4 separate regions of the Homo sapiens genome follow, and all the other regions are linked to region 2. A link is an interaction called in ENCODE POLR2A ChIA-PET data of the cell type or tissue named here. Cell type or tissue: CD4-positive, alpha-beta T cell. All regions are shown on one strand. Links, peaks and the distances in the headings refer to the core of each region. The heading gives the core; the rest is flanking DNA. Region 1 overlaps KLF2 (KLF transcription factor 2). Region 2 overlaps AP1M1 (adaptor related protein complex 1 subunit mu 1). Region 3 overlaps EPS15L1 (epidermal growth factor receptor pathway substrate 15 like 1). Region 4 overlaps EPS15L1 (epidermal growth factor receptor pathway substrate 15 like 1).

Region 1 (6,328 bases), core at 414-4,413, 83 kb after region 2:
TTTCCGAGAGTAAATAGCCTGGCCTCACTTCCGCTGCTGATGAAGGGTGTGAATGTTTTTGAGCCTCCTGTACCCTCTGCGTGCAGCTTCTGCAAAAACCGTCCCAAGACAGAATGTTGGCCCCTCGACCTGGGGAGATGATCCCCCTTTTTAAAAGCTGGCCTCTGCAGTGCAGGGGCAGAAGAAGGACTCGCGGGTGGTTTAAAACAATATTAAGGGTCTCCAGGTTTCCCTGTTCAGCTTAAACTTAGTGATCAAGCTATTTTTCTTGCTTATTTGAAAATGTCTTCCAGGTTTCTCCTGGAAGCTTCTGAGTCCAGTGAAAGGCAAATCGTTCACGGGGCTGAAGCTGTTTCTGTTTCTTGCGTGTATGTTCTGTTGGAGAACAGACAGAATAGAAAGTGTGATAGTTGTACGTTTCAGTAAGAGACACCAACTCAGGCAGCGCTAGGTCATACCGACTAATCCAGAAATATCCCATCATCATTTTTTTCTGCCCCTTTCTGACACTCAAATGCCAATTTCCATGATCTTCTGCATCTGTGATGCTCAGTGGAGAGTGACCCAGTCTGGGAACATTTTTGGTTGTCAACTCGGGGGTGCTGCTGGCATCTGGTGGACAGAGGTGGGTGATGTTGCTAAGCATTCTGCAGTGTACAGACAGCCCCCACCACAGAGAATAGCCCAGCTCTGAATGTCAGCAGTGCTGAGGTTGAGACATCGCCTCTGGTTCCTAAAAGATCATTGCTCTTATCAGCAAGAAGGTGACTCTGTGCCACGAAGCAAGCTTTGGTGGCAAATGCCACCCAGAAAAAGGTACAAAGAAAACCTCACCCTGGGGCCATCTTCACCTAGGATTCTACAACCCAATCCCAATGCAAGTTTTTCTTTCTTTCTTTCTTTCTTTCTTTCTTTCTTTCTTTTTTTTTGGAGACAGTCTCGCTCTGTTGCCCAGGCTAGAGTACAGTGGCACAATCTCAGCTCACTGCAACTTCTGCCTCCTGGGTTCAAGTAATTCTCCTACCTCAGCACCTCCTAGTAGCTGGTATTACAGGCGCGCGCCACCAAGCCCAACTAATTTTTGGATTTTTAGTAAAGATGGGGTTTCGCCATGTTGGCCAGGCTGGTCTCGAACTCCTGACCTCAGGTGATCCACCCACCTCAGCCTCCCAAAGTGCTGGGATTACAGGAGTGAGCCACCGCACCCAAACTCTCTCTCTCTCTCTCTCTTTTTAGAGCAGGAGATTTGTGGTCACTGGCTGAATTACTTTTCATGGCTGTGATTTTCGCTATATTCTTTCTTTTCCCCAGGCAAAGTTATAATCATTTGTCGATGCTGTTTTTTCCCCCAGTTATACATTTGTATTGTCATTTTCATGGCTGCATAATATTCCTTTTAGATATGGCAGGAGTTATTTATGGAAACAAGCACTGTGGGTAAAAGGGTTGAAAAGGGTGAAGGTTTTATTTTGTTTGGTTTGAGATAGGGTCTCATCTGTCACCCAGGCTGGAGTGCAGTGGCACAATCACTACAATCTTGACCTCCTGGGTTCAAGCAATCCTCCTGCCTCAGCCTCCCGAGTAGCTGGGATTACAGGCATGCATCACCATGCCCAGCTAATTTTTACATTTTTTTGTACAGAGGGGATCTCACTATATTGCCCCTCCTGGGCTCAAGCAATCCTCCCGCCTCAGCCTCTCAAAATGCTGGGATTAAAGATGCAGACCACCAAGCCCAGCTATGGCAGGGGGTGGGGGAGAGGTGACAGTTTTGAGGGGCTTATTGGCATGGTGCTGGGGAGAGATGTAGGAGCTATTTTTCTGCTAGGCACTTCCTGTAGTTCTGGGGGCCCCAGCACCCAGGCAGGCTGCAGAATGATGTGGTGTGAAGTGGGAGGAGGAAGGGGGCGTTGTCAGAGGGCAAGATGTCTATAGGCTCACCCCTGACTCAGCACCCAGCCCTGTCAACACGGTTGAGTCAGCACCCACGCCCGGCAGCCCCAGGTGGAGTCCCAGGACCATAGGCTCAAGCTGATTTGTCAGGTGCCAGGGCTGGGTGGCTCCGATTGCCCCGGCCTGAGCTGTGTCAGCTGTGCCAGACCAGCGAGCATCAGCCTTGGAGCTGGGCACAGCGGTGGCTCATGCCTGTAATCCCAGCACTTTGGGAGGCCGAGGTGTGGGGATCTCTTGAGCCAAGGAGTTTGAGACCAGCCTGGGCAACATAGAGAGACCCTGTTTCTGGGTGGGTGGGGGGCGGGGGAAGAGAGAGAGAAGAGAGAAAAAACAAAAGACATTTGGAGCTGAATCATTCTCCAGTGCGGGGCCACCCTGTGCACTGCAGTGTTCAACAGCATCTCTGGCCTTCACCGACTCAATGCCAATTAACACCCGTCCCCTGGCCAGACCCGGGGGCTCACACCTGTAATTCCAGCACTTTGGGAGGGCAAGGCGGGTGGATCACTTGAGCTCAGGAGTTCGAGGCCAGCCTGGCCAATATGGTGAAACCCTGTCTCTACTTAAAAAAAAAAAAAATTAGCTGGGTGTGGTGGCAGGCGCCTATAATCTCTGTCATCTCAGCTACTTGGGAGGCTGAGTCAGGAGAATCACTGGAACCTGGGAGGCGGAGGTTGCACTGAGCTGAGATGGCGCCTGGGTGACATAGGGAGAGTCCATCTCAAAAAAAAAAAGAAAGAAACCCTCAGATCAGCCGTGCGACTTTGCCTGCCTGTGCCTCAGTTTCCTTGGGTGGAAAATGAGTTTGCTGCTGTGAAAATGAAATGAGACACTAAAGCTCAGAGCCCACCCCTGGGGTGTGGCCAGCACAGTGAGTGTCCTCTGATAAAGCTGGTGTGCCTGAATTTTAAGGCCCCTTCCTCCCTCTCTCTCCCTCTCCCCACAACCCTCTTCGCTCATTCATTCATTCATTCACCTGTTCATTCAGCAGATGCTCTGTATGGCAAGCAGATATGACTCAGAATCTCAGGAGTGACTCTGGCCGGGCGCAATGGTTCACACCTGTAATCCCAGCACTTTGGGAGGCCGAGGCAGGTGGATCACCTGAGGTCAGGAGTTCGAGACCAGCCTGGCCAACATGGTGAGACCCCGTCTCTACTAAAAACACAAAAATTAGCTGGGTATGGTGGCAGGCGCCTATAATCCCAGCTACTCGGGAAGCTGAGGGACGAGAATTGCTTGAACCCGGGAGGCAGAGGTTTCAGTGAGCTGAGATCACACCACTGCACTCCAGCCTGAGAGACAGAGCGAGACTCTGTCTCAAAAAAAAAAAAAAAAAAAGTGACGTAGCCTCTGGGCCTTGCCCAGAGTCAGTGCCAAAATGTTTGTCGCATGACCTAACTTTGTGCTAACGGTGGACCCTGTGACTCGAGCTTGGGTGCTTTCATTCTGGGCACCTTCAACAAATTATCTCTTTCAACCTCCCCACAAGCCTGAGGGTTGCCTAAGCACCCCCATTTTCTAGAGGTGGAAAGTGGGGTTCAGAGAGGGGAAGGTTAGCTGGGGGACCTGGTGCAGGTGGCAGAGCTGAGGCTTCAACCCAGGTCTGCCTGGCCTGGCCACCGCAACTCCTCCTGTGCCTAGAAACATCTGAATGCACCAATGCATCAGGTTTGCCCTGTTTCCCTCCACACACAGGTTCTAGGGGTTCCTGGAAGCCCTGCTGAGTTCCTTCTAGGCTTTTGTCTAAAAGGAACTGAGAAGCCCATTTGCCAGGAATATCCCAGACAGGGAGGGACAAGGGGTCGGGAAGAGGCTGGGTGAATAGGGTTCCCTGAGGTGCCCTATAAGAAGTTAGGAGGAGGCCGGGCACAGTGGCTCACGCCTGTAATCCCAGCACTTTGGGAGGTCAAGGCAGGTGGATCATTTGAGGTCAGGAGTTCGAGACCAGCCTGGCCAACATGGTGAAACCTCGTCTCTACTAAAAATACAAAAATTAGCTTGGAGTAGTGGTGGGCACCTGTGATCCCAGCTACTTGGGAGGCTGAGGCAGGAGAATTGCATGAACCCGGGAGGCGGAGGTTGCAGTGAGCCGAGATCACACCATTGCACACTAGCCTGGGCGACAGAGGAAGACTCCATCTCAAAAAAAAAATAATAATAAGTTAAGACGAGCCTGGGGGCCAGACACCATGGCTCACGCATGTAATCCCAGCACTTTGGGAGGCCAAGGCAGGTGGATTACTGGAGGTCAGAAGTTCAAGATCAGCCTGGCCAACATGGTGAAACCCCATCTCTACTAAAAAAAAAAAAAAAATACAGAAATTAGCCGGGCGTGGTGGTGCACACCTGTAATCCCAGGTACTCGGGAGGCTAAGGCAGGAGAATCACCTGAACCCAGGAGGCAGAGGTTACAGTGAGCCGAGATTGCACCACTGCACTCCGGCCTGGGCAACAGAGCAAGACTCTGTTTCAAAAAAAAAAAAAAAATGCTAAACATGGAATTGCCATAGGTCCCAGTGATTCCATTCCTAGGTATAGTCCCAAGAGAAATAAAAACCGGGACACAAACAGATACTTGCACACACGTGTTCGAGGCAGCACCATTTACATGCGCCAGACGGTGGAAACAGCCCAAATACCCATCAACTCATGAATCAATAAAAGTGTGGTATATCCATATGACCCAGTGGTTTTTGTGTTTGTTTTTTGGGATAAGGTCTCGCTCTGTTGCCCAGGCTGGAGTGCAGTGGTGCGATCACAGCTAACTGCAGCCTCGAACCCCTGGGTTCAAGCAATCCTCCTGCATCAGCCTCTCGGGCTGGTTCTTACTGGGGGCTCCCCTGAGTGCAGAGAACAGGCCCAAGCTGATGCCAGTTAGGGAAGTCATCTCTATAGTTCTAGAAGGGATACTGAGCCCAGGAGGCTGGAGACAGGGGCCTCACCAACCCTCTGCTCGTAGCCTGAGCTCTTTCTCCAGCGTGATTTGATCTGCCCCATCACCGTGTTCTTTTCTCTCTCATCCCATATTTTCTTTCTTTCATTCTTTCTCTTTATTGTGATTAAATATACATAACATAAAATTGACTGTTTTTGTTTTGTTTTGTTTGAGACAGGGTCTCACTCTGTTGCCCAGGCTGGAGTGCAGTGGTGCGATCACAGCTCACTGCAGCCTCGACCTCCTCAGGCTCACGTGATCCTCCCGCCTCAGCCTCCAGAGCAGCTGGGACTATAGGAGTGTGCTACTACGCCTGGCTAATTTTTCTATTTTTTGTAGAGCCTGAGTCTCACTGTGTTACCCAGGCTGGTCGCAAACTCCTGGGCTCAAATGAACCATCCACCTTGGCCTCCCAAAATGCTGGGATTACAAGAGTGAGACATTGTGCCTGGCTAAAATTCACTTTTTTTTTTTTTGTGACAGAGTCTTGCTCTGTCACCCAGGCTGGAGTGCAGTGGCACGATCTCGGTTCACTGCAACCTCCCACCTCAAGTGATTCTCCTGCCTCAGCCTCCCGAGTAGCTGGGATTACAGGCGCACGCCAGCACAGCCGGCTAATTTTTATATTTTCAGTAGAGACGGGGTTTCACCATGTTGGCCAATGGTCTCAAACTCCTGACCTCAGGTGATCCGCCCCCCTTGGCCTCCCAAAGTGCTAGGAATACAGGCGTGAGCCACCACACCCAGCACAAAATTGGTTATTTTTAAGTGTTCAGTTCAGCAGCATTCACAGCATTGTGCCACCTTCACCACCACCCATCTCCAGAGCTTTTCCCTTCTTCCCAAACTGAAACTTTGATCCCATTAAACACTCACTTCCCATTCTCCCTCCCCAGCCACTGGCCCCCACCCTTCTTCCTTCTGTCTCTACAAATTTGAGCACTCTGAGGACCTCCTAGGAGTGGAATCATACAGTATCTGTCCTTTCCTGTAGTTTATTTCACTCAGCATAATGTCTTCAAGATTCATCCACGTGGTAGTGTGTGTCAGAATTTCCTTCCTTTTTATGACTCAGTAATATTCCATTGTGTGGAAGGACCACATTTTGTATGTCCATTCATTCCTTGATGAACACTTGGTCATTTCCACCCCTTGGCTGCTATGAACATGAGTGTGCAAATACCCATTCCAGCCCCTGCTATCAGTTTTTTGGGGCTGTGTCCCTAACAGTGGAATGGCTGGATACCCTTTTTTACTTTTTACTGTTAGTATTTTTTGAGACAGAGTCTCACTCTCTCGCCCAGCCTGCAGTGCAGTGGTGCAGTCTCAGCTCACTGCACCCTCTGCCTCCCGGGTTCAAGTGATTCTCCTGCCTCAGCCTCCCAAGTAACTGGGATTACAGGCGTGCACCACCTCACCCAGCTAATTTTTGTATTT
Region 2 (7,473 bases), core at 1,573-5,572:
TTACAGTAAAAACATTTTGCAGACAAATAACGAAAGAGTTTGCCAGCAGCAGGCTAACACTAAAGAAAATTGTAAACAGTGTACTCACATCAGGCACAAGGAAAGTGATCTCAGACGGAAGGGCATGATGCAAGAAGAAATAAAAGCAAAGAAGTAGAAAATACATGAGAAAATCTAGACAAAGATTGCATAAACAGTTTCTGGAGTTTTTTTAAGTGATAGAATTATACAACAGGAAAAAAAGTCTGCAGGGAGTAAACTGAGTTAAAATGTTCCAAGTTAATGACTGTCTGGGAGGAGAATAAATAACATGGATACACTTTGGGAGGCCGAGGCGGGCGGATCACGAGGTCAGGAGATCGAGACCATCCTGGCTAACACGGTGAAACCCCGTCTCTACTAAAAATACAAAAAATTAGCCGGGCGCGGTGGCGGGCGCCTGTAGTCCCAGCTACTCCGGAGGCTGAGGCAGGAGAATGGCGTGAACCCGGGAAGCGGAGCTTGCAGTGAGCCGAGATTGCGCCACTGCAGTCCGCAGTCCGGCCTGGGCGACAGAGCGAGACTCCGTCTCAAAATAAATAAATAAATAAATAAATAACATGGATAAAATTTGTTGTTTGTTGTTGTTGTTGTTGTTGTTGTTGTTGTTGAGACGGAGTTTCGCTCTTGTTGCCCAGGCTGGAGTGCAATGGCGCGGTCTTTGCTCACTGCAACCTCTGCATCCCGGGTTCAAGCTATTCTCCTGCCTCAGCCTCCTGAGTAGCTGGGATTACACGATGCGCCACCAGGCCTGCCTAACTTTGTATTTTTGGTAGAGGCGGGGTTTCTCCATGTTGGTCAGGCTGGTCTCAAACTCCCGACCTCAGGTGATCCGCCCGCCTCGGCCTCCCAAAGTGCTGGGATTACAGGCATGAGCCACTGCGCCCAGCCAAATCTGCATTTTGATAAGTATGCATTTTACTATCTAAGGGAGCTAAAACATTTTTATTATTTTAGCACTGTAACTTTGCTTTTCTTCTTTGTTTTGTTTTTTTGAGACAGAGTCTCACTCTGTCGCCCAGGCTGGAGTGCAGTGGCGTGATCTCAGCTCACTGCAACCTCCACCTCCTGGGTTCAAGCAATTCTCCTGCCTCAGCCTCCTGAGTAGCCAGGATTACAGGTGCACGCCACCACACCCAGCTAATTTATGTAATTTTATAGAGTTGTGGTTTCACCATATTGGCCAAGCTGGTCTAGAACTCCTGGCCTCAAGTGATCCACCTGCCTCGGCCTCCCAAAGTGCGGGGAGACCAGAATTCCACCCAGAATGACCTCTCTGTTCCTAGGAGTGTGACAGCATTTGGGGGGGAAAATAGCGTAGAGTTGGAATTTTTAAAATTCAGTTTGACAAAATGACTTTTAGCTGGAGCATTAAGTCCCTTTACATTTAATGTAATAACTGATATTACATTTAAGTATAAATTTAAATCTACCGTCTTACTTTGTTTTCTATTTTTGTCCTTTCTATGTTCTCTTTTATGTCCTCTCTGGATTTATTACAGATTGTTTGTGGCTTTTAAAAAAAGTCATTGCTTGAATGATGAGAGCTTATATTTAAAAAGGCAGGGGGCTAAAATAAATAAATAATTTAAAAAATAAAAATAAAGTCATTGTTTTCCTTTGAATGTTTGAGAGTTACAATTCTAGGCTGGGCGAGGTGGCTCAAGCCTGTAATCCCAGCGCTTTGGGAGGCCAGCCCAGGTGGATCACCTGAAGTCAGCATCGTGAAACCCCATCTCTACTAAAAATACAAAAATTAGCCGGGCACAGCGGCATGTGCCTGTAATCCCAGCTACTCGGGAGGCTGAGGCAGGAGAATCACTCGAACCTGGGAGGCGGAGGTTTCAGTGAACCAAGATCTCACCATTTCACTCTAGCCTGGGCAACAAGAGCAAAACTCCATCTCAAAAAGAAAGAAATATATATGAGTAGATATTAAATGTGTACACATATATACATATATAAAGGCTAAAATAATGATCTAAGCCTCCATCTCAAGAAGTTAGAAAAAGAACAACAAAATAAATGTAAGAGCACAGAAAGAAGGAAATAATAGGGAGTAGATACAAAGAAAATGGAAAAGAAACACTCAATAAAGAAAATCAACAAAGTGAGTTTATTTAAAAAAAAATGAATGAAATTGAAAAACCGCTAGGGAAATTGATCAACATGAAAAGAAAGCACACATAGCTGTTACTGGAATTGGGTTGGGGGAGACATTACTATAGATTTAAAGACATTAAAACGATTAGAACAGGACACATGTCTAGGGTTGTGTGAGGTATTCACTTCCCAAGGGTAGAGAGCTTCTGCTCACCAAGCTGTGATCCCTGGCCTAGAGTTCCAGCCACATAGCGAGAAAGGGGTTTCTTTTTCTAATTCACAAAACACGATACAGGCTAGTGGACCCCCAAATAAAAGAATATTTAGAATAAAACCCTATCAAAAAAAAAAAACAATAGCTAGAACAGTATGAACAATGCTAGGGGCTGGGTGTAGGTGGCTCACGCCGGTAATCCCAACACTTTGGGAGGCTGAGGCAGCTGGATCACCTGAGGTCAGGAGTTTGAGACCAGCGTGGCCAACATGATGAAACCCCGTCTCTACTAAAAATACAAAAAATTAGTTGGGCATGGTGGCAGGCACGTGTAATCCCAGCTACTCGGGAGGCTAAGGCAGGAGAATCGCTTGAACCTGGGAGGCGGAGGTTGCAGTGAGCCGAGATCACGCCACTGCACTCCAGCCTGGGCAACAGAGTGACTCTGTCTCAAAAAAAAAAAACTACACTTGATCTTAGCCAAAAGGCCAAGACACGATAAAATAATAATAATAATAAATGATGCTAAGGAAAAGAGTGACTTGCTGAAGGACGTTGTCCCCATTATGTGTGCAAAGTTTAAAATTACATGAAACAAAATGATGTATTATTTATGGCCAAATAATAAAAGATAGAGCCATCATCAGCATGTCTGTGATGGCCTAAGACCATCTTTTAATAAAGATTGTAATTCAGGTCATTCCCCTCCCCTGCTCAAAATCCTCCCATGGCTCTCCAGTGCCCTCAGAGTAAAGTCCCCGCTCCCTTGTCCTCCGGGTCCAGCTGGTCCTCCTCTGGCTTCCACTCTCGCCTTTCCTCCCTCTTCACCTGCCACTCGCGCCTCTTTGCCCCAAGCTTGTTCTCACCTCAGAACCTTTGCAGTTGCCAGTGCCTTCTGTCTGGTGCACCCTTGCCTCCGCTGCCTCCTTGAAATTCATTGCTCAACTCAAGTGTCCCCTCCCCTCCAGCCACTCCAGCTTGTCGAAACATGCAGCTGTGATTTGTTCCACTTTTGCTGGCACACCCCTGGTCTGCCTAGAAGTTCCACAAGGACACCCCCGCCCCATCTGATTTGTCACTGCTGTGTCTCTAGGGTCCAGAGCAGTACTGCTCTGGGACTGGGATCTGGGGATGCAAGGCTCTGCCAGCCGTGACCACCAGGGGGCATCCACGGGTCAGAAACCACGGCTTGGAGACCCACCCGGCCAGGCCACAGAGAGAGGTGTGCGGGACAGGCCTGGGAAGAGGGAGACTCCAGCCCTCTCTGAACACAGCGACCCCAACACCACTGCTATCCTTCCTGAGGGTCCTCCCTGCAGCCTGATGGTGAAGATGAGGAAACTGAGGCTCAGAAAGGCCACAGGGGACGGGCGCGGTGGCTCATGCCTGTAATCCCAGCACTTTATCACTTGAGGTCAGGAGTTCAAGACCAGCCTGGCCAACATGGTGAAACCCTGTCTTTACTAAAAATGTCAAAAAAAAAAAAAAAAAAAAAGCTGGGCATGGTGGTGGGTGCCTGTAATCCCAGCTACTCAGGAAGCTGAGACAGGAGAATCGCTTGAACCCAGGAGGCAGAGGTTACAGTGAGCCGAGACCATGCCACTGCACTCCAGCCTGGGCAACAGAGTGAGACTCTATCTCAAAAAAAAAAAGCCACAGAAATGTCAAACACTCCTTCCCCCTCCTCACAGGACATTGACAGGGAAGCTACAGATGGAGGGTGGGTGGGGACGCTGGGGTCCCTGGCCTGGCTGGGAGGACCAAGTCAGGGCAGCCAGGCTCAGACTGACCCTGCTGTCCATGAGGAGCCTCAGCTCACACAGGCAGCCCAATCCCTGCCTGGGTTCAGCAGCTCCCATTGCACACATGGGGAAACTGAGGCTCAGAGACAGGCTGGAGCTGGACTCTGTACACCAGAACCCGGCAGGTCCTGCCACACCATTGCTGCCCAACGAATCCTCCCCAGCTGCCATCTGTGCTGGGGCTTGGGGACTCAGTGTGGACGACAGCAGGCGGGTGCCCCTCACCCACTTCCCACCAGTTCCCTATTCAATAGATGGAGAACTGAGTCTGAGCCCACCCAGCTTCATCCAGGGGCTACAAACTCAGACTACCCCCCACAAGAGGAAACGCCCAGTGGCCTGCCCCTGGAGTGGGTAGGGAAGCCCCGTGTTCAAAGCTGTGCCCCACAAACCTGGCTCCCCGTGCTGTGTGACCTTGAACAGGCTCCTTGCCCTCTCTGGGCCTGTTTCTCTGTCCACTGGGGGCCTCTTCATGCCATTTTGTTAGAAGAGTCTCTAAAAGAAGAAAAAGATCACTTGTCAACCAATTAAGAACTGCTCAGATGCTCTTTCTAAGCACTGAGGTTCTTTTACATGACACAAAGACCCTGATATGGCCAGTGCGCTGTTGTTTATTGAAATTGAGGTGAAATTCACATAACACATGGTTAACCATTTTATTTTATTTTATTTTTTATTTGAGACAGGGTCTCACTGTGTCACCCAGGCTGGAGTGCAGTGGTGCGATCACAGCTCACTGCAGCCTCGGCCTCCTGGGCTCAAGCGATCCTCCCACCTCTGAGTAGCTGGGACAACAGGCGCATGCCACCATGCCTGGCTAATTTTTGTAGTTTTGGGTAGAGACAGGGTGTCACTAGGTTGCCAGGGCTGGTCTTGAACTCTTGGGTTCAAGCGATCCTCCCGCCTCGGCCTCCCAAAGTGCTGGGCTTACAGGTGTGAGCCACCGTGCCCGGCTACAGTTAACCATTTGAAAGTGAACAATTCAGTGGCATTTAGGACATTTGCAATGTCGTGCAACCTCTGTCTGATTCCAGAACATTTCCATCACCCCAAAAGGAAACCCCGTCCCCATCAGCAATCACTCCTCATTCCTCTTCCCCAGCCCCAGGTAACACCAATCTACCTTATGTCTCTATGGATTTGCCTGTTCTAGGCATTTCATATCAATGGAATCTCACACTACGTGGCCTTTTGTGTCTGGCTTCTCTCACTCAGCATTGTGGGGATTTATTTGTTTGTTTGTTTGTTTTTTGAGACGGAGTCTCGCTCTGTCGCCCAGGCTGGAGAGCAGTGGCACGATCTCAGCTCACTGCAACCTCTGCCTCCCGGGTTCAAGCGATTCTCCTGCCTCAGCCTCCCAGGTAGCTGGGATTACAGGCTCCCGCCACCACACCCGACTAATTTTTCGTATATTTAGTAGAGAAGGGGTTTCACCACATTGGCCAGGCTGGTCTTGAACTCCTGACCTCAACTGATCCGCCCGCCTCAGCCTCCCAAACTGCTGGGATTACAGGTGTGAGCCACCATGCCCGGCCAACATCAGGTTTTTGAGGTTCACCCTTGTCACGGCATGGATCAGCGCTGCATTCCTTTTTACGGGTGCATAATATCCCACTGCATGGATAACTCACATTCTGTGTATCAGTTCATCTGCCAACAAAAATGAAGGCTGTTACCACCTTTCAGACATCATGAGCCATGTTATGAACTTTCACACACAAGTGTCTGTTTAAACACCTGCTTTCAATTATTCCCGGTATATACCCAGGAATAGACTCCCTGGATCATATGGTAATGTTAGGCTTAACTTTCTGAGGAATTTCACAATTTCACCGTGTGTGTGTGAGTATGTGTGTGTGTGTGTGTGTATGTGTGTGTGTGTGTGTGTGTGTGTGTGTGTGTTTTATAAGGCCCCTGGCCAAACTGGGAATATAGTGCCTAGAAATTTCTGGCAAGTTCTTTTCTCTGAGCGCTTTCCTCTGCATCAACCCGTCCCTCCCACCAGAGCCTGCTCGACCCTGGCTGACCATAGTCCCCTTCCAAAGCGACCCCAGCCCGCCCAGCCTCAGGGCAGTATCTGCACCTGTGTTATGTCCCCATCATCCATGCTTTGAATGCTACTGATATTTTGTATACTTAAAGTGCTACCCAGGCTGGGCGCGGTGGCTCACACCTGTAATCCCAGCTCTTTAGGAGCCGAGGCAGGCCGATCACCTGAGGTCAGGAGTTCAAGACCAGCTGGGCCAACATAGTGAAACCCTATCTCTATTAAAAATACAAAAAATTGGTCGGACATAGTGGCTCAAACCTGTAATCCCAGAACTTTGGGTGGCCAAGGCGCATGGATCACCTGAGATCAGGAGCTCGAGATCAGCTTGGCCAACATGGTGAAACCCCGTCTCTACTAAAAATACAAAAATTAGTCAGACGTGGTGGTGAGTGCCTGTAATCCCAGCTACTCAGGAGGCTGAGGCAGGAGAATTGCTCAAACCTGGGAGGCAGAGGTTGCAGTGAGCCAAGATCACGCCACTGCACTCCAGCTTGGGCGATAGAGGGAGACTCAGTCTTAAAAAAAAAAAATTAGCCAGGTGTGGGGGTGCGTGCCTGTAATCCCAGCTACTCAGGAGGCTGAGGCAAGAGAATCACTTGAACCTGGGAGGCAGAGGTTGCAGTGAGCCGAGATCAGACCACTGCACTCCAGCCTGGGTGACAGAGCGAGACTCCATCTCAAAAAAATAAAAATAATAAATAAAATAATAAATAAATATATAAATAATAAAGTGCTGCCCAAATTGTTTTGTTTTAGAGATTATAAAAACAGAAAAAGGGGGTGGGCACAGTGGCTCATGCCTGTAATCCCAGAACTTTGGGAGGCCGAGGCGGGCGGATCACGAGGTCAGGTGATCAAGACCATCCTGGCTAACAGTGCGAAACCTCGTCTCTACTAAAAATACAAAAAATTAGCTGGGCATGGTGGTGGGCGCCTGTAGTCCCAGCTACTCGGGAGGCTGAGGCAGGAGAATGGCGTGAACCCAGGAGGCGGAGCTTGCAGTGAGCCAAGATTGCGCCACTGCACTCCAGCCTGGGCGACAGAGCAAGACTCCGTCTAAAAAAAAAAAAAAGAAAAAGAGAGATGACCCATGACCCATCTCTCTTCTTGGAGCTCCTGTGGGCTCAGGCTGGAGAAAGTTAGTGGGTGTGTCCTTCTGATTAGAGGACCCCTCACCACCCAGACTCTTCTGGCAATCTCCAGCTTATTTTACAAAGCCCAGCTCTGATGACCCCTCCTTCAGGCAGCCCTCCTGGATCTCCCAG
Region 3 (7,473 bases), core at 1,813-5,812, 140 kb after region 2:
ACACCAATGCAGCTGTCTAAAGCTCCAGCATCTAGTCACACTGATGCAGCCAGCTAAAGCTCCAGTGTCTAGTCACACAGATGCGGCTGCCAAAGGCTCTGGCATCTGGTTACACAGATGCGGCCGTCTAAGGCTCCGGCATCTAGTCGCACAGACGCAGCCATCTAAGGCTCCAGCATCTAGTCACACAGACGTGGCCGTGTAAGGCTCCAGCATCTAGTCACACCAAAGCGGCCATCTAAGGCTCCAGTGTCTAGTTACAGCAATGCAGCCATCTAAGGCTCCAGCATCTAGCCACACAGACACGGCCACCTAAGGCTCTGGCGTCTAATCACACAGACGTGGTCATTTAAGGCTCTAGCGTCTAGTCACACAGACACAGCCGTCTAAGATTTTAGTGTCCAGTCATGCAGATGCAGCCGTCTAGGCTTCTAGCGTTTACTCATACCAATGCAGCCGTCTAAGGCTCTAGTGTCTAGTCACACAGACATGGCCCTCTAAGGTTCCAGGGTCTACTCACACACACGCAGCCATCTAAGGCTCTAGCGTCCAGTCACACCGACGTGGCCATCTAAGGCTCCAGGGTCTAGTCACACAGACGCAGCCATCTAAGGCTCTAGTCACACTGACACAGTCACACTGACACATCCAGTCACACTGACACAGCTATTTGAGGCTCTAGCTTCCAGTCACACCGATGCGGTCGTCTGAGGCTCTGGCATCTAGTCACACAGATGCGACTCTCTAGGTCTCTACAATTTAGTTGCACAGACATGGCCGTTTAGGCCTCTGGAGTCTAGTCAGAGACGTGGCCACCTGTGTCTCTGGCAGCTAGTTATAGAGATGCAGTCATCTAGGCCTCTAGCATCTAGTTACAGAGATGCATCGATCTGGGCTATTTGCGTCCCGTCACAGAGATATGGCTGCCTCGGACCTTGTGTAGTCCTAGAGTCGAGGTTGCTCGGCCCAGTCAGAGCCACATCAGAGACAGAACAGGGAGGTGGCCCCTCTAAGAGGCAGCCTACCCATTCCAGGTCCCCCCGATAAGGGCAGTGGCAGGTGCCCCCAGGGAGGGGAAGGGGCCCCAAAGGCTCCTGCACAGATGACCCCACCAGATCCCTTCCCTGGGCTTCACGCCGCCCTCTGAAGCTGCCCAGGCAGGAGACACTCGCTCTGTGCTGATCTTCTCACCTAATAATAGGCCCAGTGACCTGGCAGGGGGTCCCACTGTCAGCACCTCTGCCTTACACACAAGGAAACTGAGGCACACAAAGGAGGCGCAGCCTGCCCACATCACACAGCAGGTCCACGGCGGATCCAGGGCTGCCACATCGTCTGCCTCCCAGGCTGGGGCCACCAGACGCTGCCCTCAGCTGCCGAGGGCCACCCCAGTGGTGGGTCCAGGGCCTCGTCCTGGGCAGACTGTCCTGCCCAGGCTGGAACCCCAACCCTGCCACCTACTCAACACCCTGTGCCTTGGTTTCTTCATCTGTAAAATGGCAAGAGTGACAGAGCTCGGAAGGCTCCGGCAAGAAGGAAATGAGGTGCCATGTGACAGGCATCAGTCCACTCACTGGCACTAGATAAAGTTGGCACATGGACCACACGACAATGATCACACCAAGTACGAAGCTGCGATTGGAATCTGGGAGTGCCCCCATCTGCTGCCCCAGTTGTCCCCAGGCCTGTCCGAGACATGAGGGGCAGTGTCGGCCTGCAGCTTAGCTTTAAAATGGGCCGTTTAGGGTCGGCTGTTTGGGAAAGAATGGGGGAAAAACACTGGCCCGTCTGTGGGTGCTTCTGCGATTCATGGAACATGTCCCTGGGCCTAGGGCCCGTGCGAGTCCCCCGCGGCCTGGGATGGGGAGCCAAGCAGGTCTAGATGGGAAGTGGTGTGACCGGCTGGGCCTTGTCCTCCCTGGGCATGTGCTGGCTTCTGGGCCACATCTCCAGACTCGGAGTGGGGCCTCGGTTCCAGTGGCTGCAGTGAGCCTTTCTACCCTCTGTGTCGCGCAATAGGACCCGGGCAATAAAACCACACTCAGCCTGGACGTCCAAAGTTGTAAGACCTGGTGACACACTCAAATCAGAGCCGCCTAACCCTCCAGGCTGACCGGGGACACCTCGGGCCAAGCCGGCTTGGCGCCTCCCATGTGTGTTTAAACCCACGAGGCCAATTGGCAACTCGCGAGGCGACAGGCTTTCAATAAACGCCTGGCACTGCCTCCGCAGTGAATCAGATCACTCCTAGCTCCAGAATGCCCGCGTCATTTCCGAATCCCAATTTTCATGACTTCAAGTTTCCCAAGAAGCCTCCTTGGGGACTCAACTCTTTCCTACTCGGGCAGCGGCTTCAAGGAAAATCTCTATTTTTAGAAAGGTTTCAGTAAAGCTGTCAGGGGCTCTCTGGGCTCGGCAAGAGTGAAGTGTGCTTAAAATAAAAGGAAGACAGAAAAAGCTACTATGAAAACCAGCTCTAAGAGAAACACGTTTGAGTTCACCAGTTGAAGAACTGGTTCAAAACAGAAGACTGAATTTGTAAACAGCAGCCCTAAATATCAATGCACAGCTTTAAACAATTGAGAAGTTGCTAAAAATGGGCTGACGACTAACCCAGTATTTCACAGATGGCTTTTTTTTTTTTTCAGGGCAGAAGAGGGTGAAATAAGTTGGACTCTTGTTTTTATTCTCAAATGCTCCCTGGAAACATACTTTGGGGAATCTGTTTTTAAAGTGAGCTTATGTCACATAGGCTTGATACTGTCTAGAAAAATCTCTTCAGGTGAGGGTGGGGCCTCAACTAAGAGTGCAGGCCCGAAGAGCCTCCCAAAGGAAACTTCTAGAATCAGGCTGTGGGCTGTGACTCTCCTCAGCAAAGCCACGCAGAGGTAAGGTGCTTCAATTCAGGGACTTACAAAAGGGCCTCCCTGCTCTGCTCAGATGGGGAAAAGTTGATGATGGTTTTTTTTTGTTTTTTAAAAAAACACCTTCTTGCCACTTTCATTTCCCTTAGCATTTTATTTATATCCACAATGTTGTTCTTGAAAAACAGATAGGTAACCAAAAAGGAAAAACAGAGCTGCAAGGTCAGGGTTGAGCTCAGAATGCGGCTGTACAAGTGTCATGAAGGCAGCTGATGGAACGCTGGAATCAAAACAAGATAGTATTGGAGACCCATTTTCCACAGCTCTGTCCAACTCTGTCCTGGCCCGGCACCGCCAATAGGAAGTGAGACCGGCTCTGAAATCACAGCTGCATGTGTGTGAAGAGCCCCTGGTTTCAGGGCCCAAGGACAGGCAGAGGGCGGTCATTAGATCCCGGCCCTAGCTCAGGCTCTGCTAGCTCTCCCTCCCTCTGCTCACAGTGAGAGGAGGAAGACAGATCCAGCCTCCCAAAGGAAGAGGAGTCCACTTGCGACAACCAGAAACGACCAGGACGCCTGAGGGACTGCTGCCACCGTGTGGCCAACGTTTTCTGCTTTCGGGAGATGGTTTCCCGCCTGCCCAGGAGCCTGTGCACTGGGCCCTAAATCTTCTGCCAGTCCCAAACCGTGTCACAGCGTGGCATATGAGGGATGGAGGCCTTCTCCGTGTGCTGGAAGGAGGGGGGCGCCATGCCAGGGCCTCTGGGCTCCCTCTGCCCAGGCTCATCTGTGTAAACACACACCCTGCCTCGGTCAGAAGTGGGATCTGCTGCGCCGCCAGGGCACGCACACACGCGTCTTTGAAAACCTGAACAGAATCTCAAGTGCTTCTCGGAATCTGTGTTCTGTGATCACAAGTTGCGACCGCTGCCAACCCCAAGATGCTCAGAGACTCATCTGCTCCACCAGCTGAGTGAACACGGGGCAGCCAAGGGAGACTGCCCAGTCACACTGGCACCTGGGGCACCTGGGCATGGGGCCGGTGGGGCCCCGAGGGGGCCTCATGCCTGGGGCACGCGTCTTCCAGGTACTCCCGGGGCTCCCTCCCCTCACCACCTTCAGGCTGACAGCAGCGCTCACAGGGACTGGGCCCAGCTGCTCCAGGGGACCCCCCACACCGGCCACCCCTTACCACCTGGGCCATGGGCTCCAGGAGGGGGGCTGTGTTCTGCTTGTGGCTACTGCCTCTTCCCGCAGCGTGGATAATGCCTGGGCCTCTGCAGGTGGAACTCGTGAGGAAAGCAGGCCCCTGCAGCCCCCCGAAGACAGAGCCCATCTGCCCCTGCCTGGGGGCTGCCGAGAAGGGACAGAGTGGACGCAGGTGTCAGGGACGGGACACACCTCATCTGCTTTCCTTCATTCCTGCCAAAGAAAAATGCTCCTCACTCAAACAGGGAAACATACAACTCACAAGGAAGCACAATGGTGCCGCAGCCCTGTCCTTCCCACTCACCACAGCCCCCATTTCCAACTTTCCAGCAGTTTCTTCCGGAAGGCACCTCAGTCGTAAGGGGCTTCTATTGTTGTTTTTTGACTTGTCCATTCTGGATGTTCCCTGTTGAATTCTCTATGCTACCTTAAAGATGAGCTCCAACCACACTGCCAGCGTCTGGAGAAGCCCTACAGCTGTCTGGGACCAGAGCCACAGTGAGTTCAGGTCACCGTGTGGTGAGGGCCGGACACCAACGGGTCCAGTCTGGTAACCAGCCTCGCTGCTGTCCTCCTTCAACAGTTCACTCCTCACCTGTGGATCTGTCTGCATTTATTCAAGGAGGCCGGCCCTCACTTTTCAACACCCCTTGAGAGTTCTGTCACATGGGCGACTCTGAACACTCGCTGGCCCACTTTCCCTGGACGCCTCGCACCTGCAGGCCTGCTGCCCATGGCCCTCTCGAGACGCCTGTGCCCAACGCCTTCTCAAGTTTCTACTCGGCCATGGCAATGACTTCACCGTCTGAGACCTGATGGTCGTCAGACACCAGTGGGAGCCAGGGGAGCCCAGGGCACCTATGCCACTGGGAAGGGTCAGGGCTCACCCCACGGGACTGCAGTGCATTGGATCACAGCCATGGATGCTTTCCAGACCTGACCTTGTGTTGGAAAGGTGCCGGGGAGATACATACGTGACATGAACAATTACGCCTGGCAGCCCACACCATGACAAGAGGCACAAAGACACTAGCAGAGGCGCGGGGGCTCCGTGGAGGGGCTTTACCTTGGACATCTGGCTGAAGTCGGCAAAGCCTTCAGCACTATTGAAGGACCCACTTCCGAAGGGATCTAAGGTTCCAAAGGGATCTGCAATCGGCACCAACAAAGTCAGAGTTACAGGTCTTTAAGAGAACATGCCTTCTGGGGTGGAGGGGAAATGCTAGATGGCCCCTGAACCAGGAGACTCAGGAAGGCTGCATTTATTCATTAGACACGTGTGTCTGCATGAAGGCCTCTCAGCAAGGCCCCCCTGCCCACTCTGGCATGGCAAGACGGTTTCTCACTGTGACGACCACTCTGGGAGGGCCAGCATCATTCACGGTCATCAGAAGAGTGACAAGTTGCCACAGAGGCGTGGCCCCTGGGTCCCACTGGGTCTCAATGGGTCAGGAGGCGAGGAGCAACTCCAGGGCGACCTGCCACCCACATGATTTATACAGGGTGGTGTCTTTGGATAGAGGTTTTTGCTGTGTTTTCTCCTCTAACCTGGAAGGGATTTGCCTAGAGTACTGGATACACTCGCCTATGATACCAAACACTGCTACCCGCCCCACGCAAGCTGCAGGACCAAGCGGGGCCTGTTCCCAAAAGAAAGGGGGTGTCCACAGATGCTCCCATTGCATAAAGGCTCGAGCGTGCATCTGCGAGTTCTACACTGTGAGATGAGGTTCCTTCAAACACAGAACCCACAACATAGGCCAGTACCTGGGGTCAAATTCTGGATTTCTTTTAGGGAAAAAACCCAAAGATACAAACCAAAGATTTATAAGGAGGAGTGAGTAAACAGTAGTTAATATCACTGGTGCTATTACTGAATTCCTACTGCCAAAATTCCTTTCTGGAAAGATGCCAGCGCGTGCCCAGGAAGGGGAGCAGCAGCGGGTGCTTGTTTTGGCCTAATGGGCTCAGGCCAGGATCTGGGTGCCACTGACTGATGACACAAACACAGAGGCCACGCTGGCTTTGGGAGTGAAAGTGTTAACTGCGGGGGAGCTCTGCTACTGCCCAAGGAATAGTCAGGAAGAAAAATAAGTCATGGGTCTCACCTGATCCTTTTGAGGAGACACTGGAGGATGAAAAGGGATCACTGGATTCAAAGGGGTCGAGCTAAATGAAAGGAGAGAGGAAAGAGTAAAAAGCAGTTCGTTGGTTCCATCACCCATTCATTCAACCAGACCTTCCTGACGTCGATGTACAACATCCAGTGCTGAGCCAGAGGGAAAGTGGAATGATTAAAACTCAACCCAGGCAGAGTAAAATCCCAACAGATCAACCCTCCTGCAGATAGCACCTATCAACCTGGACGGAATATCCCCAAAATTACAAATACAAAAAGCAGTGGCCTGAAGGCTGGGAAGTGAACAAGACAGGAAGAAGACTTTGGAGGAGAATTTGAATGTGGCAGAAGAACATAGCAGGAGGTTGAGTTTCCATTCCGCCAGCTACAGCAGGAAGGCACAGTGAGGGTGCCTAAGATTCTGGTAGAATCTGACCACCAGAGGATGGAGCCCAGAGACAACCACTCCCAGGGGAAAGGAAGGGGAATCGGGATGGAGGGGCAGAGATGCAAAGATGCAAGCCCTGAACTTCATGATCCACTCTCCCCCAAGTCTCAGGCTGGCCTCTGCACACGCAAGCCTGGGGGGACTCGAGGCAGCCTGTAGCTGAGGCCACAAGAACTGAGCTGGGATTGGAGCTTCTGCCATCTGCTGGTGAGTGTCTGCAGTGTGAGTGGCACCAAGTTAACTGCCTGCTGAAACAAATCCATTCCTGCTCTTTGGAGAAAACAGACTACAGTCTCTACACAGAACGCTCACCATGTATCAGATACATTTCTAAACATATAAAGAACTGGAAAAATGTGACCACCTCTCACCGGAAAAGACAATCAGTGTAGCCAATCTCAAAATAACCCAGATGGTGGAACTCTGAGACAGGGACAACGTAAAACGGTGATTATAACTGTGCTGAATGAGGAAAAGGAAAATACACTTAAAATGAGTGAAAACACAGGTGACCTTAGAAGAGAAATAGAAAATATACGAAAGAAACAAATGAAAGTTCCGGAACTGAAAAAGTGTATCTACAATAAAAACTTCATCACCGGGGTCAGTGGATCACCCAAGATCAGGAGTTCAAGACCAGCCTGGACAACATGGCAAAACCCTGTCTCTACTAAAAATACAAAAATTGGCCAGGCGGGCAAGGCACAGTAGCTCATGCCTGTAATCCCAGCACTGTGGGGGCCAAGGCAAGTGGATCACCTGAGGTCAGGAGTTTGAGACCAGCCTGGTCAATATGGTAAAACCCATTTCTACTAAAAATACAAAAAATTAGAT
Region 4 (7,473 bases), core at 1,864-5,863, 120 kb after region 2:
CACAGGCCAGCCTCGGTCCCTCTCCATGCCCAGATCTAAAGCCTTTCCCTCTGTTCCCCCAGCAGATCAGCCATCCCAGGCCTCATTTTTGAGGCCCCAGGTGTCCTTGTGGGCTCCGGGGCTACAGCCCCCATCTGCCACCTTTAGCTCTGGGCCTCGGCAAGGGAAAGTGCCTCCTCCCAGCTGGCCTCCGTTTCCTTATCTGTGAAGTGGAAATGAGAAGGAGGGCGCCAAACAAGGTGACATTCCTGGGGTCCAGGAGTCTCCTCCCACTCAGTGTCCTGCACCGCCGTGCCCAGCATAGGCCAGTGAGAACCTGGCCCGTAGCCCCCCCTTGCCTGTAGCCCTACTTCTGGAAATGGAAATTCACTTTTCTCTCAACCGGCAGTTCTGGGCCAGCATAAGGACTGCTGCTTTCTTTTTGCATATTCAAGGAAAAACAGTCTTCCTTCCCACGGTTTGCACAGAAGGACTCGGAGACAAACTCCCCTGCAGCCCACCCTTGCGGCCTGCCTGTCCGCCTCTGCCCGTCCCACAGGGTTCCACCGGGGTCGCCGTTGCATCCTTAGCTGACCTCTGGCCACCAGCTGCGGGAGATCCTTCCAGACTCCTTGTCTGTGTGAGTCCATCTAAGAGGCTCCTCCTCAGGGTTGGAGGGCGAGCTGTCCTGGGCTCTATTAGGACTCACATGGATGAGAAAGAGGGGAGGTCGAGGCCTGGTATCAGTCTCCTCCTGTGGCCTCAAATCAATTCACTGTCAGACCCAAGGCCCAGTTAGCAGAGGGGGCCCTGCAATCTGGAAGGGGCCTATCTTTGCCAAAACTTGTGGGCAAGCCATGCTGGAGACCCTTCCCTAGAGGGGCAGTGCCCAGCCCACGCGGGCAGGACAGGAATGTGGCCCCTCTCCTTCCGACAGCGCCTGCCCTCTCAGGGCAGTCCCCACACCCGAGCTTTCTAGGTGTCTCCCTTTTTCTATCCCCAGATGTCCCTCCCACCTTCAGCTCTACTGCGGCCTCCTCCTACCCCGACCTCCCCGGGGCTGCAGAGAGCAGGGTGATCTGGCCCAGCCCGCAGACCCCGGGCTGGTTCCGCTGGCCTTGAGGAACTGCCTCACACCCCCACCTTGAGACGGCCTCCCATGCAGGGCCACTCCTGGTCCCAGGCATGAGCCAATGGTAAGCCAAGGCCTCGCTGCCAGGTCTCCCGGAGTTGCCCCGTTCCCTCTCCTAAGGGACGGGCAGGCAGCTCTGGCGGGCGGGGGTCAAGTGAGGCCTGCCCAGCCTCCTGTGAGCCCCAGGCTGTCCACTGGAGCAGAAGGGGCTCCCTAGGGCTCCTGAGCAGGATGGAGGGTGGGCGAGGGCCCCTCACCTCCACCCTCCCGTCCCTAGAAGCCTCATCTCCCTATCGGCCGCCCACCAGCTCGGCTCCCTTCCCTGTGAGCCAAACCCACCCAGCAAAGTGGCCTCAACACAGGTGGGCCCCAGCACCCTGCCCAGACTGCTTGAGGGCTTCTCCCGCTTGGGGATGACACCCCAGTCTTGTCCAGGTGGCACCTCCTTCCCCAGGAACCCCCAAACCCAGGGCTTCTTTCCTGGCTATGCCTTGTCCCTCTGCCTGGAAGGCACTCCCAACTGGAATGCCATCACAGGCAGTGGCCTTCTCAGGGAAGAAATGGCAGCCCCTTCCCCATCATGCCTGTGTTCAGCTCTGCAGCCAAGCCCTGGGGCTGGGAGTGGCCCTGGAAGACGGTGTGGGGCATGGCGGCCACCCCCCTCAGCCTGTTTCTTAATCCAAACAAAGGGCTGTGTCCCCCCAACAATTGTTCATACGTTCAAGTCCTAACCCCTGTGCCTTAGAATATAACCATACTTGAAGATAGCATATTTAAAGGGGTAACTGAGTTAAAACGAAGTCAAAGGATCAATGACTGTCTTCACTGAAAGAACTTAGGACACAGATCTACACACAGAACAGCAATGTGAAGATGCACCAGGCCAAGGAGAGGTCTCAGAAGAAACCAACCCCACTGGCGCCTTGATCTTGGACTTTGAGCCTCTAGAACTGCGGGACAATCCATGTCTGCTGTTTAGGCTGAGATAGAGCAAGTGTGAGCAGGGAGCCACCAAAGCCACCGGCAGGGGCACCCTGGGGGACAGTGTGACAGTGTCCTGCACCCCAGCCTGTGGGTTTGCAGGGGATAGGGACAGTGACCTCAGCCAGTCCCTCGAGCCCCTGCCTGCTTCTGCCCAGCTTCTCCCTCCACGGGAAAGCCCCCCCTCCCCCAGGGTCCCTCACCACTCTGCTTCCCGTGGCACTGGCCTCTGGCACGGCTGAGGGTCAGCTCTGTGAAAAGCGGGCCCAGCATACCACAAATGCCAGCCAATACTGCCCCATGTCCCTGGTGCCCTCCAGCCCAGGGCTCGGCACACAGTGGGCTTCAGGAGGTCCTGGTGAACCAGGTGCCACCTGTTACAGATTCCACGGGTCTCCAGGGACCTGGGGCCCTTTGGAGCAACACCCTGGGGAGCGAGAAGGGAATAAAGGCATCTGCCCTTCCTGGTTTGCAGGAAACAGCAATGTTACTGTGCATGCTTGGGTATTTGATTTTTCCTCGAATACCTATGTGATATGGATCAAATAGCAAGATTCTAGCAGAGGAAACAGTTAAGTGTTTCCAGGGGAGAAGCTCAAAGTCCCAGGACACGGTGTAGCCCCCTGGGACGGGCAGCAAGTCCAGGGTGGACACTGCTTGATTTCTCGAAGCCGTTCCTGCAGGGAGTGATCACCTGAGGCAGATTTGCAAGAATGTGGAGGGAGGTGTAAAGGGAGGACGCCCCAGCCAGGCCCCCAAGAGCGACTGCCACGGTACAGAAGGTTCAAATAAATCAGTCATTTTTGAGCTGCTTTTCTTCTTCTTTTCAATGAAGATCTTCCTCCCTTGGTTTGGGGGGTTTAAAAAAAAGAAATTGGTTTTTGGGAGGAGCGGTTAAGAATTCTGCCTGCTACCATTTCAAGCTGAGGTTTCTGATGCGCAAAGAGATGTTCAGAGAGATGAAAAGCTTCGTTCACACCAAGAACTGCCTGTGCCTGGTTTTGCTCTGTTGCCGAAACCGTTGTTATTTAGAAATCATGACTATGGTAATATGAAACCAGGGCACATCAACTGCTGGCCTCTTGTTTTCAGAAGGAACATCAACAACAACAACGGTTTTTTTCTCAGTTGTTAGTGTTTGTGCTTTGGTAAGAGAGGAGATTTTGGACCTGACACGTGTGAGGTCAGCCGAGTGCCCGGTCCAGCTCTCGACCTTGCTAATGACCAGACGCTTTGAGCAAAGAAAGCCCCCGGCATCACTGTAGGGCCACGGCCCTCAGCCCAAACTTCCCACTTTTGCTCAGCGATTTATTTTTAGCGGCTGTATTTTTCAAACCTTCTAGGTCTAGTTCCTGCTTTTATGTAACCACTTCTGCTAACTCCTTAATCGTTTTTTCCGATTTTGTGAGGTATAGCTTATCTCAAACGTGACAAAGTAACTTTAATCTGCCTCCAGGCCCTGAAGCAAAAGCTGCCACGCGCACCCACGCCAGGGTTTTATACTTTTTTATGGCTCCAGAAAACATGAGTAAGGAGAGAGCTTTACTGACGCGCATTTCAGAAAAGGGGATGGAAATCATGAAAACAAAACCCAAAAAAGTGGGTATAGAAACATCTGGGAATGATGGCATCAAACCAGGTGCCAGGCATCATCCTGGCACCTGGTTCGATGCCATCAATCCTAGATATTTGCAGCGGGAACTACCGGGGACCACAGCAGACGGCAGTGAATAAAGACAAATGAAATTAAAGACCCTCTTGGGTGTGCTGACTGCCTACCGCAGGGAGACTTCATTAACAGGGGGCAAGGGATACAAGACTGAAGAAAACACAAAATAGAACTTATTTTCAAACCACAGCAGTTTCAACAGTTACCCAAGCGGTGTACCGAAACCACACACAGGACTGACTTTAGCAAAAACAATATGAACCAAATGGTTTACCACAGTATGTGCTGTTAAAAAAAAAAAAAAAAAAAAAAAAAAAAACTTGGTGGCCGGCTCCACCCTGATAGAAATTTCTTTAATTCTCCTATTTCTCAAGCTTCTTCTCGAGGCTGCGCACGCCCCTAGCACCCGGGATCGGGGCTGTGATGGGGCTGGCTCTGCTGCACTAGCGTTCTTGGTCAGCAAAGTTTTTCAAGGTTCTGACTTTTCTATCTTGCTTTGCAGGAAGCCCTCCGCTTAAAAGCATCCTCAAGAGCTGGGTGCAAAGCAAAAAAAAAAAAAAAAAAACCCAAAAAACAACAAACAAACAAAAAATTGAATAGAAATATACAATTGCAAACCATAAAAACGGTGAATGCTATAAAAACCTTGGAAAGGAAACTCTCTTGGTTTAAATTTTTTGCTTAGGAGGAGCATAAAAGGTTCAGGTGAGGTATGGTCTCAATCAATCCGATTAATAAAAATATTAGTAATAAACATGAGAGTGAGAGAGAGAGAGAGTGTGTGTGTGTGTGTGTGTGTTTGATCCTGGCTAGGTTCTGTTTATACAGTTCAGTTCAGTGCTGTACTTGGAAAATGCAGTTCTGCAGATGAGAGATACATACAAAAACAAAAAGAAAACAAAAAAATACAAAACAAGGGTTTGTGGTCAGGGAAGCTGCCCACCTTCGCTATTATCCTATACAACACAGAACGATCACACAACTCTCACTCATCCTACACAACTGTGGACACACATACACAACCATCATTGATCCTACACAATGGGACACACACACACAAGCATCACTGATCCTACACAACAGTGGACGCACACATACAACCATCATTGATCCTACACAACAGGGGACACACATGCACAAGCATCATTGATCCTACACAACAGGAGATGGCTACACAACTGTCATTCATCCTGCACAATATGGACACTCACACAACTCCCATTCATCCTACACAACAGAGGATGCCCACACAATTGTCATTCATCCTGCAGAACACAGACACCCACACAACTGTCATTCACCCTACACAACAGGTGATCCCACACATCTCTCGTTCATCCTGCACAACATGCACACCCACACAACTGTTATTCATTCCACACAACAGGTGGTGCCCACACAACCATCATTCACCCTACACAACACAGGCACCCACCTGTCATTCACCCTACACAACAGGCGATCTCACAAAACCATCATTCACCCTACATAACACAGACACCCACCTAACTGTCATTCACCCTACACAACAGGTGATCCCACAAAACCATCATTCACCCTACACAACACAGACACCTATGCAACTGTCATTCACCCTACACAACAGGTGATCCCACACAACCACAACTGTCATTCATCCTACACAACACAGATGCCCATACAACTGCCAGGTTTCTGAGAGTCACGCTGCCTAGGAGAGCAGTGGCCCGGGCGGGGCACCACTCCAGCAGAGCTCATCCAAGGCCACTGACATGTCTTATTCCACCCTCCCCATCCTGCCAGAAAAAAAGCTTAGCTGCGGGGAGAGGGGAGAAAGAAAACAGTATAGGTTCTAAAATTCATCACTGCTCGGGGACTTGTCTTGAAAGAGTGCTTTTCCCCAACACACGTCAACGTCTTCCTCTGGCTCCCATCTAAGACACATGAGGGGAGTTTGTTTTTTACAATGTGACACACGGGACCACGTAAGGGACCTGCAGGCTGGGAGTCCTGCAGGCACCAGCCCCGCGCGCACTCTGCCTTAGATCAAAGCTGTGTCAAGCAGCACAGCCCCGGGAGATAAGAATCTGAGGTCCCTGCGATCGCAGCGTTGAGATTTTCCACTAAAAATATTTACCGAATTTTGAGAAAATCTGCTTCATGCATTGAAGGGAACAGGATGAGGTTTGGTTCTGAACTGTTGAGAAAAGCTGAACAAATATTTACTACGAGCCACTGCTGGCCGCTGTGTTTTCCTGCCCTGTGAGGTGTGTGAGGTGGGCAGGGGGCTGTTGAACCCAATGGCTGTGGCCTCATCTTGCCATTAAAAGAAGAAAGTGGGGAAAAGGTGCTGTGCCTTGGGGTCCTCAAAAGGCAAATATCATTTGAAGTGAGAAATAACAATTTTCTAGAGGTCACCACAAAAGGCTCCCATGACATTTACATAAAACCTGCCAGGCAAGGGCTGCACCAGCCCTGGAAGAAAAAAAAGTGTGTGTGTGTGTGTGTGTGTGTGTGTGTGTAGGGTGGGGTATGTGATTTGGAAATGAATTTACAAATCACAAGCCAGTCTTCATGACAAAAATAATACAGACTGGCAGGTGTCACAATTCTGGCTTCTTTGAAAATTCGCATTTGTTCTCTGGCGGGCACCTTTGACATACCCTGCGTGAACACCCCTGGGTGTCAGCCCCATCCTCTGGGGGGATTTCCAGGGAGAGATGCTATCTATGCATGAGCCAGGCACGGGGAGCCCTGACAGGGCAAGGGGGCCCAGCTTTGTTCCTCCCTACGGAGTGTGCCAATGTCGCAGACGCCACCTCTGCAAAGGGTAGGAAGGCGCCTTGCCCACATGTAACAAGATCCCTGAGAACGCCGTGCAGCGAGTCTGAAAGCTGGTTAGGGGTCGTGCATGAAAGGACCCAAAAGAGCCCCTGGGAGGGGAGCAAGTGAGGCGCAGAGCCCACCAGGAGCTCCCATGGTGGGGGACACTTTTGCTCTCTTTATGGCCAGATTCCCCATTGCCCGAGTGCATGTGATATTTTGCAGTTAGCAGTGGCAGGCAAGGGGCGCGCTGACTCAGGGCTTTGAATAGGAGAGATGAAAGATGAGGGGCCATGTTCACCCCGCCAGAAAAGCAGGGAGGCGGTGCCCAGAGCTGCACCCAGAGCCCCCTTCTGAGGCGTCTGCCCCAGCCCTCACCTCCCTCAGGTGCCAAGCAAGGGGTTGAGGTGTCCTGGAGGCAGGTACACCCGATGTCCCCAGGGCGATGGCTCCCGTCTGTTCACACCTATACTCAGATGCTGGGGTGGGAGCCCAGCCACTCTAGGCCTGCACCCCACCCTGCAGCCCCCCAGGCCTCAGCATTTGCACCCCACTGAACACCAGATGATAATCGAGTCACACGACACTCCCTGGATCCGCCTCTGGGTACAGTGTGCCCAGGAAGGCAAATGCTTCTATTTTCAAACTCAGTGGTCTTTACAGAACAGAAAGTGCTCCAAACGGCAATCTGCCTGCAGTCAGTTTAAACATACAAGGCTGACATTCCTCCCTCTCAGAGTGGGACCGTTCCTTGGCACCGTCAGCAGGTCCCACCCAGCCCTAAGACAGACCTTCCAGAGGGCTCAGACGGAAGCTCTGAAGCTTCCTTGAACACAGCAGTGCTGGGGGATGGGGGGCGTGGGCAGGAAAGAGGGACTCCACCTGGTTGGCCGTTTTAGGCTCCTTGGGA

The links. Peaks named below come from ENCODE experiments on the same cell type or tissue, not always from the same donor. Only the 100,000 strongest peaks of a DNase experiment are listed, where the experiment ranks them.
Region 1: POLR2A ChIA-PET joins it to region 2 with 60 read pairs; 20 of 35 experiments call an interaction of 5 or more read pairs at or near these places.
Region 3: POLR2A ChIA-PET joins it to region 2 with 34 read pairs; 18 of 35 experiments call an interaction of 5 or more read pairs at or near these places.
Region 4: POLR2A ChIA-PET joins it to region 2 with 20 read pairs; 16 of 35 experiments call an interaction of 5 or more read pairs at or near these places.

The regions. Positions count from the first base shown.
Region 1 is chr19:16,328,654-16,334,981 of GRCh38, forward strand. It overlaps KLF2 (KLF transcription factor 2), which reads left to right. Exons shown (of 3, transcript NM_016270.4): 3 at 1-32. Among named protein-coding and RNA genes, the nearest start is that of KLF2, 7.0 kb to the left of the region's middle. RefSeq lists enhancers at 295-444, 2,288-2,397 and a silencer at 1,888-1,937. In CD4-positive, alpha-beta T cell, for the core only: no CTCF peak of the experiment used is centred there; DNase peaks (open chromatin) are centred at 688, 1,948, 2,688 and 3,388; H3K4me3 peaks cover 1,891 bases; H3K27ac peaks cover 2,135 bases.
Region 2 is chr19:16,244,266-16,251,738 of GRCh38, forward strand. AP1M1 (adaptor related protein complex 1 subunit mu 1) reads left to right here. Exons shown (of 12, transcript NM_032493.4): 12 at 1-1,641. Among named protein-coding and RNA genes, the nearest start is that of AP1M1, 50 kb to the left of the region's middle. In CD4-positive, alpha-beta T cell, for the core only: CTCF peaks have their summits at 3,529 (motif pointing right) and 3,734; a DNase peak (open chromatin) is centred at 3,526.
Region 3 is chr19:16,379,991-16,387,463 of GRCh38, forward strand. It overlaps EPS15L1 (epidermal growth factor receptor pathway substrate 15 like 1), which reads right to left. Exons shown (of 24, transcript NM_001258374.3): 20 at 6,181-6,241; 21 at 5,139-5,221. Among named protein-coding and RNA genes, the nearest start is that of KLF2, 59 kb to the left of the region's middle. RefSeq lists enhancers at 2,936-3,025, 3,278-3,779. In CD4-positive, alpha-beta T cell, for the core only: CTCF peaks have their summits at 3,445 (motif pointing left) and 3,647; DNase peaks (open chromatin) are centred at 2,881, 3,461 and 3,921; H3K4me3 peaks cover 575 bases; H3K27ac peaks cover 2,134 bases.
Region 4 is chr19:16,363,447-16,370,919 of GRCh38, forward strand. The region is part of intron 22 of EPS15L1 (epidermal growth factor receptor pathway substrate 15 like 1); the gene reads right to left. Among named protein-coding and RNA genes, the nearest start is that of KLF2, 42 kb to the left of the region's middle. RefSeq lists enhancers at 2,895-2,964, 3,115-3,344. In CD4-positive, alpha-beta T cell, for the core only: no CTCF peak of the experiment used is centred there; DNase peaks (open chromatin) are centred at 3,075, 3,425, 3,985 and 5,705; H3K4me3 peaks cover 3,858 bases; H3K27ac peaks cover 3,925 bases.